Linked DNA regions of Homo sapiens: region 1 is linked to region 2. Evidence: chromatin loops called from intact Hi-C (ENCODE). Cell type or tissue: mammary epithelial cell. All regions are shown on one strand. Links, peaks and the distances in the headings refer to the core of each region. The heading gives the core; the rest is flanking DNA. Region 1 has its middle 250 kb from the start of HEAT2. Region 2 overlaps RBM20 (RNA binding motif protein 20).

Region 1 (8,055 bases), core at 1,572-5,571, 610 kb after region 2:
GTTTATCTTACACATTTTAAGTTAGTTTTCCTATGGTTTATAGTTAGAACCTAGAGACAGAATCAATCTAATGATTACTGACTTACTTGGAACTTGATTTTCTTTGTTATTGTTTATGAAGTTTGAGCTTCTACTCCATTGGAGTCTCCGCACTAGAAAGATTTGAAGGACGGAGCACAGAGCACCATTGAATGGGTTTACAATCAGGTAGGGATGCATAAATACACATTAGCACCTCTATTAATTGGGCACTTTTAAGTTGCAAGTGACAGAATTCTAACTCTATTATTTCCATGTGACCCCAAACCCTATGGGAGACAGAAAGTACAACAGGGCTTCAAGGACCACTGGAGCCCAGATCCCAAATATGCTAGTGATAGCAGTGGAGGGACCATGAGCTTTGGAGGCAGTCTTGATTTAAATGCTGAATCTGCACCTGTGTGAGCTCATCTTGGTGAAGAAATGTGCCCATGTTCACTTTCCTCTATAAAATGGAGTTTGTAGCTATGTCCTCATAAAGTAGATATTTAATGATATAAAATTGGTTTCCTTTGTTAAGGATTGAGGGCTGGAGGGCTGGGAAGGCCAGGGATGGCAAGCAATGCCCAATTTTCCTGCAATGTGAAAACAGCACTGTTAGGAATGGAGAACAAAACTCAAGGTCAACTATCACTATACTTTGTGTGGTTTTGATCTAGCTTCTCAACAGCCATGTGATTTTATTCTGATGTTGTAGGAGGAATGAATCCTTAACGTGAAGATTACAGAAAATAGTAGGAGGGGGGGAAAAGCCATTTTCACAGCAAGTGAGGAACACTATCACACAAAGGTGGCTATGTGGAGGAAAAAATGCTGACTTCACAAGATAGCTGAAGAGCCTCAGGGTTTTGTGACAATTTTACTCCCAGATGGGAAAATAAATAAATGACCAAAAAAGACTCTAGGACAGGTAGAAACTAAAATACTATGGAATCTAGTGTTAAATGTTGTGAAATTTGTAAAGGATTATTTTCCTTGCAAATACTTTCAACCTTTAGGAAACAAATCTACCTAGAATTTTAAGCATAAAAATAGAATAAAGTACTTCTAATTACTTTTATTAAAATATAGCATTAGCACTAACATAAGTCCAAAGAGCACATAAAACTATCATATGTATTATAGCTATTTTATTTGGGATTTGGACATCTATAATCATCAGCAAACAGAACCCAGCAGTACGTTAAGGGAAAAATCACCATGACGAGGAAGCGTTCTTTCTATGACTTCATTAATTGTTTAATATTAGGAAATCAATGGTTATAATTCAATTTACTAACAGCAAAAGAAAAAACATAATACAACTTGATATATGCTGAAAAGCATTTGATAAAAATTAACATCCATTCTTGATACAAAAACTTTCAATCAAGTATCAATAAATGAATATGCTCATAGCATTATAAGACATACATTTAAAATCCATGGCTAGCCTCAAGCTCAGTGTTAAAATTCCCGTTAAGATCAGAAACATGAAAAGAATGTTCATTGTCATAAACATTATCTGGTGGTGTTTTTTCTAGATGTGCCAATTCCATTAGAAAAAGAATTAAAATGAGTGGTGGAGACACCTTGATGATTTGCAGACTAAAACACTGTGAAGCTGTTAAAAAGAGAGTAGGATTCTCTATGTTGAATTATAACCATGCCCACTCCATATTGAGGAAAAATAGGATATGTAAGTCACTAGAATATTATATCCTTTCTGTAAAATCAGAGTACATAATTGTGTGTTGGGGAAAGCAAAATGCATTTAAAAAAAACATGATTTTTTTTTAACTCATGCTTGTATTTAGTAAGGTATTAACTGTTCTACTTCTGAATTATGGGTTTACAGGACACTGTTATTTCCTTCTCTGTGCCTTTTGAAAATTGCTTGACTCTTTTTTTTTAAACAATACACATGAGGATAATAATTGTTAACTTTTATTTATCAAACATGTGCTTTTGGATTATGCTTCACCTCACTCAATCTTCACATTATTTTCTATCTCTTTCTTTATTTTCCAGATGGGAAAACAGGCTTAAGGAAGGATAAGTAACTTGTTCAAGGTAAAAGGCATTCTGACTTTAAATTCATGTGCTCTTAACCACTCCTCTATTGCTTTTATTATTAGAAAAAGAAATTGTCATTTCCAAAATACATATATATAGAGAGAGAGATATATACACACATACATACATAAATATATTCTGTGATAAATGGTATATATAAAGATATTTCATACCTTTGTATATAGAAATGATGTATATATATTTTAAAAAGATAGTTTTATAAATCTATAAGTATATATGTATGCATATGTATATATATACACATATATGTGCACCCACAAATATATATAAAAAATATAAAAAGTTTATATAATACAGTGCCTAGAAAATGGTCATTAAATTGTATTTATTCATCTTCCTAAAGCCTCCATGCTTGGAATATGAGCAAAAACTATGTTTATTTAGCATTGTATCCCCTAGCAGCAAGCAGGTGTCTTTCACAGCATTAATATTAAACAAAGATCTTTTATACATGTAAATATAATAAACAATAGAAAATTGGATTATATTGCATGCCCAGCAGTGAGCTCTTCCTGCGATACCCCCACTGCCTACTGTCCTCTGCGATGAGCACTGACCTTTCTCTGGGCTGTGGATGGAGTCACAGCAGGGGTCAATAGGGCCATGGTGTGGATTCAAAGCCTGGCATTGGCCAGCCTGCTCTATGATATGAGTAGGCGAAGCCTCTAGAGAGAGGTTCGCTTTTGGATATAGAAGGATGTGCCTTTCCTCTTCATAGAAATCTGGCCTTTGCAATAGCCTAAATGAAGACCTCATCCTTTCTGCTCAATGTCATTCTTCACGGATGCTCCGAGGAGGAGGCTGAGGATATAGCCAGGCCATGGAGTGGGTGAATGCTGTTTATGGGTCCCAGGTGGTGCCCAGAGTCCTGAAAGCGCTAATTGAGTTTTCTGGAAAATACCACAGTTTACCTTTGTTCAGCTAGAATACAGCCCCCACCATGTTTTTCCTCTAGTACTGGCTCCTGAGCTCAGAGAAGATAAGGAGAGGATCATGCTGGCGTGAGCACTGACCACAGAGGGAACGAGAGACCCAAGAAATACCCTTTCCCTGTGGTGACAGGATGGAAACTGCCAATCTCTCTGCAGGCGCCCCTCTGGCTGGTAGGAGGCACCAGAACACACTGCATGCTCCAGTGTGTGATATGCTGCTGTTTCTTAAAAGCCTGTGTGAGAGGTCAGTGCCACCAAGTGGCTGAAAGGTGAGTGGGCAAATGGAAGGGTATCTGCAATACAGTGGCTTCCTAGTACTTCCCCTCCCCTTCCTCCTGCCTCTACCACCCACCCATTACCCCATGTCTCTCAGGACTCTATGCTGTCCTAGGCAGACTATAGGGTACTGGATTAATCTCCTCTTTTAAGTTAGCTCTCAGGTGTCCAACTCTCCCTTTACACCTTAATCTAGACTTTGGCCTCCTTCCCTGCTTTAACTGATTGATCTCATCATGAGGAAGAACTCGGTGACTACAGACCAAAGACTCCTTCATTGGGTAGGAAAGACTGAGAATAAATCAGTGTTCCCTCTCTATCGGTGGATACTTTCATGTTTGCTCTGAGGTCTGGCTTAACTCAAGGAACTAACTGGTAATGAAGGAAGTTCAGGCAGGCTTGTGGGAGAGATGGATGGATAGACATTTTTTATTAGCACTTCTCTAATCAGTTGAGTTCAGATAAGTGACCACAGATGCAAGATACCACATTCTACAATAAGAGGAAACACCCAATATATATGTCATATTTGTGCCCTCAAGGAAGTGGTAATTCAGTAAGGCACATAGATCATAAACACATGGATTAAAAAATACAGTCATGCAAGTATTTAAAAATGATAGAATAGCATAAGATAGGCATAAAGTATGCAGAACCAATCAAGGAAACAAAAGATGAACTGCAAATGATGGTCACTGAGTATCTGTGGCATGCCAGATACTATCAAGCACTCCCATAAATTTTATTTTATGTAATCCTCCCTAAACTCTGTCATATTTCATGGATCTCAAAAGAAAACACCCAAACTCTTTCTTTTTATCTTTCTTTTTAAAATTTATGTAAATTTAAGGAGTACAAGTATGATTGTATTATATGGATATGCTGTGTAGTGACGAAGTCTGGGCTTTTCGTGTAACCATCACCTGAATCATGTAATTGATTTTTAAATGGTGCTTGAGTCAACATTTTGCAAAGTCGAAGGATCAACATTAGATCATTCTAATCCCCCCTACTCTCTAGAAGTCAACACTTTTCAAAGTGTGCCATGTGTGAGTGGCATTGGGATAAATATACATAATAAAATTTAACAATAATGCCCTTTAAAACTAACAGCCAAATTTGTGCTAATCCCCAACAGTCTAACCTTCTACTTAAAGTGTAGTCTGTAAATCAGCAGCATTAGCATGACCAGGGGCTTGTCAGAAATGCAGAATCTTCGGTCCCTTCTGAGACCAGCTAAATCAGAATCTGCATTTTACAAGAACTTAAAGCGACTTCAGTGCACATTAAAGTTTAGGAAGCACCCAGATGGAACACAGGAATAATTTTTCCTCAAGTATCTAATTATCTGTCTCCTGGTCTTCTTGACTGTTGTAGTACACAGTACTAAGTGGTTAACCAGTTGCCCAAGCCATTGAGATTAAAAGATACAAATGAAAGAAAAGATTCAGAGAGTAATTAGGATCAGGAATAAAAGAAAGAGAATGAGAGTAACAAAGGAGAAAGCTATGAATACAGAAGTAGGCATAAACACACACACACACACACACACACACACACCTGCATTATTAGAGTACTATAATGGAGCCCTAATTAGCATTCTGAATCAAGTACAGTGCCCTGTACATCATTATTCTAACAAATATTTATGAGCCCTTACTGACTAAATCAAAAGTTTGCCTATGGTTGTGATTCAGCCTCTTTTCTTTTTTTCTTTCTTTTTTTTTTTGATGGAGTCTTACTCTGTCGCCCAGGGTGGAGTGCAGTGGCGGGATCTCGGCTCACTGCAACCTCTGCCTCCTGGGTTCAAACAATTCTCCTGCCTCAGCCTCCCAGATAGCTGGGATTACAGGTGCCCATCACCACAACCTGTTAATTTTTTGTATTTTTAGAAGAGATGGGGTTTCATCGTGTTGCTCAGGCTGGTCTCAAACTCCGGTGCTCAGGCAATCCACCCACTTAGGCCTCCCAAAGTACTAGGATTACAGGTGTGAGCCACTGTGCCCGCCCCAATCTCATTTTTAAGGAGGTAGAGGAGTTTGTCTCAAAATGAAAAGTGATGTCAAACTTAGGATTCAAATACTTTGAAACATGTTAAATGTGTGCTAAATGAATTTTCTCAAAATCTAAGATTGGCCACTTTATTCTTAGATAACTGGCACCTTACAGCCCTACCCATGCCCACACACCCACCCCACCCCACACACAAATGAGTAATTAAAATTTTATTTTAATTGACCTGAAACCTTTTCAATGATCTTAGAAGAAATAAGGGAGACAAATAGGGGGAAGAAAAACAACAGAAAAATATTTCTTAAAATATTGTTATCAGTTTTTGCTGTTACTTGCTGATCTAAATTTATGGATGAATATGATAATTGTATTTCCTAAATAGCTACATATTATAGACCATCTTGAGATAGTCTTCAATATTCTGTGGCTTCCTTGTCTGAGGATCAGGAAGCCTTGAACAATCAATAGACACCAAGCATTGTGGTCCCATCTGTCCTTGGAAGACTTTCAAGACCTCAGTTCCGTGTGGCTTTGGGGTGCAGTCTGCAAGGTCTGTGTTAAAAGCTTAGAGATAGAGTGCTCCTGTACACATATACGTAGACAATTCCACACAAAGAAGTGCCTCATTTGCCATTTTAATCTCCTTGCATAGCTAGTCACCTTGTCTCTTTGCGAGTGTGCCTTTGTAACTGGGGAACTAGCTCTATTTTTTATTTCAATATTACTGAGAAAATATCTTAGATAAAAGCTAAATAGTCCCAAAGGTTCAGGAAAGCTGCTAAATATAAAACCCGACTTTAAAAATTGAGGATACAAGACCAATATGTAAAAATCAATTGTATTTCTGGGATTTATTCCATTCCGTTGGTCTATGTGTCTGTTTTCATGCCGATACTAGACTTTTTTATTTTTTAAAATATATATAGCTTTGTAATATAGTTTAAAATCAGGAAGCGTAATGCCTCCAATTTTGTCCTTTCTCAAGATTGCCTTGGCTATTAGGGGTCTTTTTTGGTTTCATGTGAATTTTATGATTCTTCTTTCTGTTTGTGTGAAAATTGCCATTGGAATTTTGATTGAGATTGCATTGAATCTGTACATCTCTCTGGGTAGTATGGACATTTTAACAATATTCTTCCAGTCATAAACAAGATAAATATTTTCATTTATTTGTGTCTTTCTCAGTTTCTTTCATCAATGTCTTGTAGTTTTCAATATACAGACTTTTCACTTACTTGATTAAATTTATTCCTAGTAATTTTTATGCTATTGAAAATATGATTGCTTTCTGATTTCTTTTTCAGATAGGAAATTGATCTTAGCAATGATTTTTGGGGGGATATGACACCAAAAGCAGAAATTAACAAGTGGGACCACATCAAACTGAAAACCTGTGAGCAGCAAAGGAAACAATCAACAACAGGAGAAGGGAACCTAGTAAATGGGATAAACTCTGTGAATGAGATACATATGTGTAGAGGAAAATTGTGGGGACAAGAGAGAGTCCTCTGAACAAGAATATGGGACTAAGCTTGCCATCGGTCTACCAGCGGCAGGTTAGAAACAACTTACAACTTCAGGAGAATGTAACCATTGTGAAAACTCTCTCCTCAGTGCTTCAAGTGGTATAGGACGTACTCTTGGTGTTACCTCTCTTTTAGACAGACTAGGGGAGAAAACCTTGTGGCTGTCTCTTTGGACTTTGTTTAGAGATTGAGAATTATGGGAATTACCCAGTATGCTTTGCAACCATTGCCCAATCTGTGGGAGGGTAGCTTTTCCCTTCACTTACACCTTCTCAGGCTTCTGTATTCCTTAAGGTGCTTCTGGCTTCCCTTCATCAAAGATACTTTACAGGAAGCTGATTTAAGCAAAGGATGACAATTAGGTATTTTTTTTTGCCAATTCAGATTGATTGATACTGGCTGAGGGATGAGTTTGTTAATTAAGAAGGATTCCCGGGTTTGGTGTCATTTCATAAATAACATGTGTTTGCGGCATAGGCGTGAAGCATGTGTGTTAGATATTTACCATTCCTACTCTAGGCTTAGAAGGTGGAAGATCCCTTGACAGACTAGTGGGACACTGGTTTATTAGTCCTAAACCATATCACCACTAGAAGCAGCCCCACACACAGTTTTCCTCTTCCTCCCTTTGTTCAGCACCTCTATGTCACATTTGACAATGATGTGCAAGTTTTGGCCTCAACAGTTATTTCTAATTACCTCATCAGATATGATCTTGTTTGATGCCTTGTCATTCTTATCATCTATGCAGTGGGCATCTCTAAAAAGTCAGTGGTTTCCTAAGTAAGAAAAGAGCAAGATGTGTTAGTTTGCCTGGCTGGCTTTCTTTTGAAATAATCAGGTTGTCTCTTCCCTAAAGAGTCTCTTCCCAGCTGGGAAGTCATCACCTGCCACTTGAGTCAATTATTGAAAAACACTTTGTCCTGCTCATGTTGTGAACTGTGATATAACCCAAATTCCCGTGGTGTAGAGACTTTCCAACCTTTCAGTAAAATCCTCCTTTGAGATTGAAGCTATGGTCTCTAATTACCAGCTTGGGCCATTTTTGCAGGATTGTTTTACTTTGGCCTTAAGAAAAAGTGACAACCCTGTCTCTACTAAAAAAAAAAAAAAAATACATATACAAAAAATTAACAGGGCATGGTGGTGGGTGCCTGTAGTCCCAGCTACTCTGGAGGCTGAGGCAGGAGAAT
Region 2 (8,055 bases), core at 2,393-6,392:
CTCATCAGAGGAGCCTTCTGCACTACTGCCCTCTCCCAAGTCAGGGGCTGGGGACAAGGAAGACTTTCACTTTTCAGTAGCTTCCTGAGCCATTTCTTTCTTAGCTCCCAGGCTGGAGGCCTTTTCCCAGGTCTCTAATGGACAAACTTTCCACACATGACTTAAGAGAAGAAGACACAGGACTTGGACTTGGACAGTTTTGCTGCATGAACCACTGAAGTCTCTGGAACCTTAGCAACATGGACCCCTGGACCTTGGTCTTGAGTGTGGGGCCTGTGACAGTCCCCTGGCAGTGTGCTCATCCTGGCCTTTTTCTGGAGCTACTAAAGGAAAGAAACCCAGTTGAACCCAGGATTTTTTTCTTTACCCCCGAACTTCTTTGTACAGAAGTTTCACTTTCTCATAACATGATTTCTTTCTTTTACAAAAGACAAAATAAAACAGAACCCAAACTTGACACACAAATCCAACCACTACTGCTACTGTTCAGGCAGCTGGTCTATATTTTAGTAGCTCACCTGTTTCAAAAGCACCTAGGTAGTAGCTGGGAGGCTCGGTTAGTATTTCAAACCCCCAAAAGCTGCACAAAGCAGAGGCTCGGGTTCTTGAGTAGAGGGCTGATGCTAGAAACATAAAGAGATTCATCTGCATCTTCTTCAACAGTGTGCCTCACCTCCAACTCTCACTGTGAAAGATCTGCTTTCTGCTGAGCATGGACCTGGGAGAGATGTGTTCCCCGGAAGGCGGCCCGGGCTGTCATCAAGTCAGTTGCACAGGGACAGTGTGAAGCCTTCTCACTGTGGCACGAGCCATCACTCTCAGAGCACCTCAAGCCTGGCAGGGTTCCGAAAACCTCAGGGTTTAATCACTCCCCTGTTTAAGGAACTCAGACACAATGTATTTTACAAATTATTTTTGAAAGGTTTATATGAAGTGTTAAATTTTATGAACTGTATATTTTACCAACAATGGAAAAAAAAGGCTTATGAGCTTAGAGGCTTTCACATTCATTATTTCACTTAATTCTCTAAACCTCCAATGGGGTAAATCAATTTCTGTTTTGCAGACCATTAGACCAAGGCACAGAGAGATTAAGTGGCTTGCCAAAAGGGGTAAGAGTTTTCATGGGCTAACTGGGGTTATTTTTTTCACAGTTCATCAAATGACAAGTTTAACGTGATATATCTTATTTTATGTTGCATGTGATAAATAGTTACACTTTTTATTTGTTAATTACTAGGTTTTAATGGTCAACTTTAGTCCAAAGCTTCTCCCTCTTCTCACCTTCTCCCAGCCTTCTGATTCAGTTTATACATACACACACACACACACACAACATACACAGAGGCACACACATGCATGCATGCATGCAATACCCACATTGTTCTTTTATATTATTATTATTTTTTGAGGTGGCATCTTGCTCTGTTGCCCAGGCTGGAGTGCAGTGGCACAAACTCAGCTCACTGCAACCTCTGCCTCCCAGTTCAAGCGATTCTCATGCCTCAGTCTCCTGAGTAGCTGGGACCACAGATGCGCACCATCACACCCGGCTAATTTTTGTATTTTTAGTAGAGATGGGGTTTCACCATGTTAGCCAGGCTGGTCTTGAACTGCTGACCTCAGGTGATCCGACTACCTCAGCTTCCCAGAGTGCTGGGATTACAGGTGTGAGCCACGGTGCCCAGCTGTCCTTTTATTTTTATTTGGTGTTCCTTGTTGGAAGAGATCAGCTTCTCTTCACTAGAGAAATTTTTCAGTGATCCTGGTGGGGGCTCCAGTCCCCTTTTCTTTAGGAAGAAATAGAGTAGAATGATTGGGAGTACAGTGACAGGGTGGTGTCACATTTCCTGAGTTTGAGCCTCAGCTCTTCCACTTGCTGGCTGTGTGGCACTGGGCAAACTCCTTCACCTCTCAGTGCCTCAGATACCTCTCTATACAGAGGAAATGCAAGCGGAAGTATAAGGAAGATCACACGAAATAGCGCCTGTCAATCACTGTCAAGCACAGTGCCTGGCACACAGTAGGTTTGCAGGATGCCTGTGGTTTCTGTCACCCTGATGTGACTCTCCTGGGGCCCTTGAAGGTAGCATTCCAGGCCCTCAGAATCTCCAGGGGAGTGACTGGGAGCTGTAGTTTCACCAGCACCGGGCTGATGCTTGTGGCTGGGAAACGCCACTACCAAGGTGATGAAAGGTGAAGGTGGGTTGATATATAAAATAAAAGAACTTGGAGGAAAGTTAATACCTTTGAACATTGGTTCCCAAAGTGTGGTCCTGCACCAGCAGCAATATCCACCTAGCAACTTGATGGAAACGCAGATTCTCAAACCTTCCTCCAGACTTACTGAACGGAAACTCTGGGGGTGGATGCTAGTGATATTGTGTTTGAACAAGCCCTCCAGGTGTGTCTGAGGCCTGCTGAAGTTTGCAAACCATACTTTAGAATGTGAAAGAGCCAGTCCCTATTTCATTTCAAATGAGTTTAGATGTATATTTAGCTACTGAAATAAGAAATCTAAAGATATGTACACTTGTACCAAGAAGACAAGGAAAGAAATCTGCTGATATGAAGACTCAGTTATATTTCGAACAAAGGCAATGAATCCATCTTGGTCCTTTGCTTGGCTCATGGTGAAACATAGCGGCCACCATGTGGGTCAAGAGGCTTGTGTTCAGGACAGCTGAAGGGATGGCCTTGACCTTACTGTCCTCCCAGCACCAAAAGGAGCCAAGAGCGAGAGGTTACTTCTGCCTCTCCGGAACTCCAGCACTTCCTCCCTGGGGGTGCTGGCATCTTTCTTATGCACTGTCACTCTCCTCGTGGTTACTGTTGTTTGGGTCAATGTTGTAAGCAGTTGCTTGAATACAAACCCTCTGCTTTTTCATCCCTGTTTCTCCTGGGCAAACCCAAATGTGACTGCAAAACATCTCCAAATAGAGTCCAGTTCTTCTAAGTGTCAAGGCTTGGCCCAGCCACTGCCTCTGCTGTAAAGACTTTCTAGCCTGAATACCACCATGGCAAGTCATAAGCCTTGTTCTTCCCCTCCTGTGCTCCACATCCCAGGGATTTGATCCCTGCAGGCTGCATTTCCAGGCGCCTGCTGGGTTTGAACAGTGCAAGCCTCTGGGGTGAGACTGCAGGGTGGTCGGAGAGGGATGCCAGGGTGGTTCTCCCCCTCCTCTGTGGCTGGCTGTCTGACAGTGGCTGGGGATCTTCCAGGGCTCTATTGCTACTCCTGTCCCCACTAGCTTTTGTGTACCTTCTTGTCTGTTTGATAAATTCTCTGGATTAAATTCTCCAAGGGATTTGGAGTGGTTTCTCTTTTCTTTATTGGGTCCTGACTAACTTAGCCCCTTGTCTTGCTTCCACTGGGAGTGGTCACTCAGCATTTGCATACGTATCTTCTCCAATAGCCATGAGCTTCTCAGGAGTAGCCGTCATATCCAATTCAATGTCACATCCTTAGTGCCTACTCCAGGAGCTGTCACTTTCAACATGCTTGGTGTTTGATGAATGAATGCGTGATAACATGTGAGGAGGGCTGAAAATGCAAAGGAAAATCAAAGTATGCCGTATATTCAAAATGCATGCAACAAGCAAGGTTTACCATATGGAAATAGCGATGTATGCCCTGCCTAGTAATCTAGTTTAAAATAGTAATAATAAACCTTAAGCTTGTCCACAGTACAGATTTTTTAAACAATAATTTGAGAATGTTCAAATCTGTTCCATTATAAGCCACCCCAGAACTTAATGATTTAGAACCCTTTATTATTTCTCATGATTCTGTGGGTTATGACTTGAGTTGCCTTCAGCTGTTCTTGCCTGGGCTCGCTCATCACCACGTTTGGTAGCGATTCGGCTGGAATTCATATGCGTGGGACCTCAGGAGAAATGGAGATTCTCTCTCCACTAGAATCTCATGCTGAAGGAGGCTGGTGCGGGCTTGTTCACAAAGTGGCAGTCTTCCAAGAGGGTGAGGGGCAAACTCTGAGGCCAATTGAGGTAGAGGCTTGGAAGTTACACAGCATCTCTTCCTGTGCATTCTGCTTCAAAGCAAGTCAAGAGCCCAGCCCAGATTCAAAGGATAGGGAAATAGACTCATGTCTTAATGGGAGGGGCTTCCAGGAATTTGTGGCCATATTTAATCCACTGTAGAGTGGTTATTCTCATTACGAAACATTCTTTATTACAACATTTAGTATGGCTGTACCTTAAGTAGAGCCTCCTGGAATAGATTTAAAAGGTTGCTCAACTGGTAAGACCCACAAATGGAGAGCTGCCACTGCTTTCCTTAGTTCTTTGTCTGACCACCAGATGGTGGCATTGCTCAGTCGACCCCGAGTATTTCAAGGCCGGCACCAAATTCCACCTGGAGATGCCCTTCAAGCTGTGGGAATTCTATGATTTTGCACAGCTGGATTGGGAGCAGGCAGTGCTACCTATGGAGAGGGTCTGGGATTAGGGTTGCAATGGGCATTGGATGCCTCTTTCTCCCTGACTCTTCTAGAACTGTTGTGGGAAATTTCTTCACCTCCCCAAATGGGGGACTGGAGTAAGATGCTGCAAATATCATCCCATCACAATGGACTCAATCATGAAGAAAAATATCGTTTGTAATAAAAAAATTGTTTGCATACTCATGAATTGTCTATCGAAATTACATTGTATTGATTTCATCCTAGTGATGTAAATAATTCTATACCACTTCTTTTTCTTTTTTCTACCCTCTGCACCATTATAGTTGTTTGTATAACAGTGTCTGCAAAAACTGATAACATTTGATTAAGGCCTGCAGTCTAGTCCATTGTATTGTGCCAGTGTCAATTTCCTGGTTTTGATCATGTAATATAGTGATATAAGATGTTATCATTGGGGAAGATAGGAGATAAGGACATAGACCTTTCTGTACTATTTTTGCAACTTCTTGCAAGTCTATAAGTATTTCAGAATAGAAAGTTAAAAAAATACCCTCACTAAAAATAACCTCCACCTGCTTGTGTATTACTGGTATTTGCATCATCATTTGGGAGAAAAGTTGAGCATTGATTTTAAAAACTCTTTTTTTGGGGGGGGGGGTCATTCTGGCAGGGTAGCACTGGCTTCTCAACCCCCTTCAGATCCACTGGCCACTTCCACAGATCCTGCCCAGGCTCAAAGCACCTGCTAGACTAGGTGATCAGTGGTGCAGAGACCTGGAGCCAAGGATGGGGAGAGACAGTCATTGCCACCTCCTTTCTTCCCTTTCTGGACTCAGAGATCCTCTGTCCCAAGTTTCTCCCTTATAGTCAGGGCTCTGCCCTTTACTACTCACTTTCTTGTTTGTTGTCTTAATCGTGGGTTACAATGCTTCTCTAAGACTAACAGGAAGACACTTTTATTTCCATTTTGTGAATAAGAAAACTAACACCCAGGGTTTGAGGTACTTGGCTGGGACCAAAAGTAAGTGATGCATCCAAGGCTAGAAGGTAGATTAAATGACTTTTTAATCTGGGTTTTCCTTGCTAATTTCTAAATACACTAAAAAGAGAAAACTTTTTAGAAAGTTTTCTTTCTGAAAGAGAAAGCCTTTTAGAAAGTTTTCTTTCTGAAAGAGAAAACTTTTTAGAAAGTTTTCTTTCTGCAAGAGAAAGCCTTTTAGAAAGTTTTCTTTCTGAAAGAGAAAACTTTTTAGAAAGTTTTCTTTCTGAAAGAGAAAACTTTTTCAAGTGAAGTAAAACTTCTTTGAAATATTACGTGTTTAAACTCCTAGGCTGTAATTTCATATGCTTTTATTTACTGTCTTGTTCTATTAAAATGCAACCTATAGCACCTTTTAATGTTCACACAGTGTTTGAAGTAGAGAAATGAAACTTTTATGAGTAAGTGGAGAAAGTAGTGTTAACTTTTTTTTTCATTAATGAGAAAACAATAGGCAGCAATGGGTTTAGGAGTTCTATGGCGAAAAGGCATTTCCTGAGATTGAATCAGTGGCAAAAGGAGAGCCTGTTATGTTTTGCTAACCAAAAGAATGTGGGAACATTTTAGCTAAAATGCAAGTTAAAACTGTGAAACATATAAATAAGCATTTGGTATGCTTTTCAGTTTCCACAACAGTAGTCAAGCCAGTGAGCCCTGTGGGGAGGGCTCATGGGCCCTGGACTCAAAGAGCTCAGAGTATGTCTACCTGGGGAACTAAACCAGTGTGCATGAAATGACCAGAGAGTGATATGGGGCAGATAGGGTTTCATGCCAGGGTGTGTACCATGGTTGTGTCTGGAAACAAGGGCTACCGAGGCCTGGATCACTCAGAGGAGGCATCAGGGAGAATGTACTGGACTTGGGCTCAATGTAGAGATGTAGGGGGTAGCTCTCTTTTGACTCCTAAAATTACAGTGAAAAACTGGGTTCTCGTAATCACACTTACGAGTTGTTGTGTCCCTGGACTAGTTATATCTTCTCTCTCTCTCTCTCTTTCTCTCTCTCTCGCTCTCTGTGTGTGTGACAAAATACTCATACCACAAAATTTACCATTTTGATTATTTTAAGGTACACAGTTCAGTGCCACTAAGTGCATTTACAATGCTGGGCAATCATCATGACTATTTAGTTCCAGGACCTTTTCATTACCCACAAAGGAGACCATGTGCCCATTAAGCAGTCACTCTCTCCTTGGCAACCACTTAATGTGGTTTTCGTCTTTATGGACTTGCCTACTGTGTGACACACAGTGTTTTGTGGTGGATGGGAAAATGTATGATATTTAGGCCTTACTCTCAAGGAGCTTACTAATTGGGAAGATGTAATCTGAGAACATGAAAAAGACAGTTACATCCTATGACCAACATCATGCTTGCTGGGAAAACCTTAGAAGCATTCCCAATTACAGTCAGAAATAAGATAAGAGATGCTAAATGTCACCGCTGTGATTCAGCATTGTGCTGAAGAACCTAGCCAATGCAGTAAGACAAGAAAAATAAATGAAGCACAAGGATGGAAAGTAAGAGACAAATTATTGTTATGTGGAGATGATATGGTTGTGTACTTTCAACGAGTTGCTTACCTCTTTTATTATATGTAATACTTTTGGAAATTCAGTGTCCATGTACAGAAAGCAATAGCATTTCTGCCGAACTACAGTAACCTATAGGAAATGTTATAGAAAAAAAGATACAGTTCACAATAACAATAAAACAATAGGGTACCTAGAAAAAAATTAAATAAAATATGCCTAGTTCTTTAATAGAAAAAATTATAAAACATAAAGTATATCATAAGTAGAATATGATATGTTCGTAGATAGGATAGCTCATTTGTGTAAAAGTGTCTCATTGAAGACAATTCCAATAAATATCCCAACAGGATTTATCTTGCAATTACAGAAACCAATTCTAAAATTGATTTGAAGAGTAAGGTACATCCACAGGTCTGATATGTCTAAAAAAGAATAAAAGGGTCAAGAAAGCAAATGAAAGAGCAGAGAAACAGGCCTAAGAATCACTGTGAATTTAATACTAGATAACAGTGCATGATGAATGAGTGGGAAAGGCTGAGCACATCATTGACTTATCTTGAGACAACTAGCTTTCTATAAAAAAAGATACTAGATCTGCATCTCACAACACATACCAAGATAAATCTCAGCTAAACCAGCATGTGAAAATCAAAATGTTAACACTGTCAGAAGCCAACCCCGGGAGAATATCTTTATGACCTGAGAGGTTAAAAAGAATTCCTTAGAAAGGATCCAAAAAACACAACTCAGAAGTGAAAAAAATGATAAATTTGACTAGGTTAAAGTATTATGATTTATAGGTGTATAATATAAGATTATGGCCTAGAAGTATACACATAGGTGTTGCCTCTGGACACAGAGTGAGGGGAGAGAATGGGACAGGGGACATCAGCTTTATCCATCATGTGAAAAATGATAAAAATGTTAACATTGGTTAATCCTGGTTGGTGGGGACACAAGGGCTTGTTACACTTAGAAATATTTCCATGTTTAAAAAATTTTTAAGACAACACAAAGCAACTACCAACCTCAGCATGAAAGGTGGAAACTATCGTTGT

Evidence for each region. Peaks named below come from ENCODE experiments on the same cell type or tissue, not always from the same donor. Only the 100,000 strongest peaks of a DNase experiment are listed, where the experiment ranks them.
Region 1: a loop joins it to region 2, with 17 times the contacts of the local background. A loop is called at or near these places in 12 of 110 quality-filtered maps.

The regions. Positions count from the first base shown.
Region 1 is chr10:111,357,202-111,365,256 of GRCh38, forward strand. No RefSeq gene overlaps it. Among named protein-coding and RNA genes, the nearest start is that of HEAT2, 250 kb to the left of the region's middle. In mammary epithelial cell, for the core only: a CTCF peak has its summit at 3,282 (motif pointing left); no DNase peak of the experiment used is centred there.
Region 2 is chr10:110,742,226-110,750,280 of GRCh38, forward strand. The region is part of intron 1 of RBM20 (RNA binding motif protein 20); the gene reads left to right. LOC124902498 (a long non-coding RNA gene) reads right to left here. Exons shown (of 3, transcript XR_007062286.1): 1 at 8,026-8,055; 2 at 7,046-7,126; 3 at 3,469-3,544. Among named protein-coding and RNA genes, the nearest start is that of RBM20, 100 kb to the left of the region's middle. In mammary epithelial cell, for the core only: a CTCF peak has its summit at 4,322 (motif pointing right); a DNase peak (open chromatin) is centred at 4,186.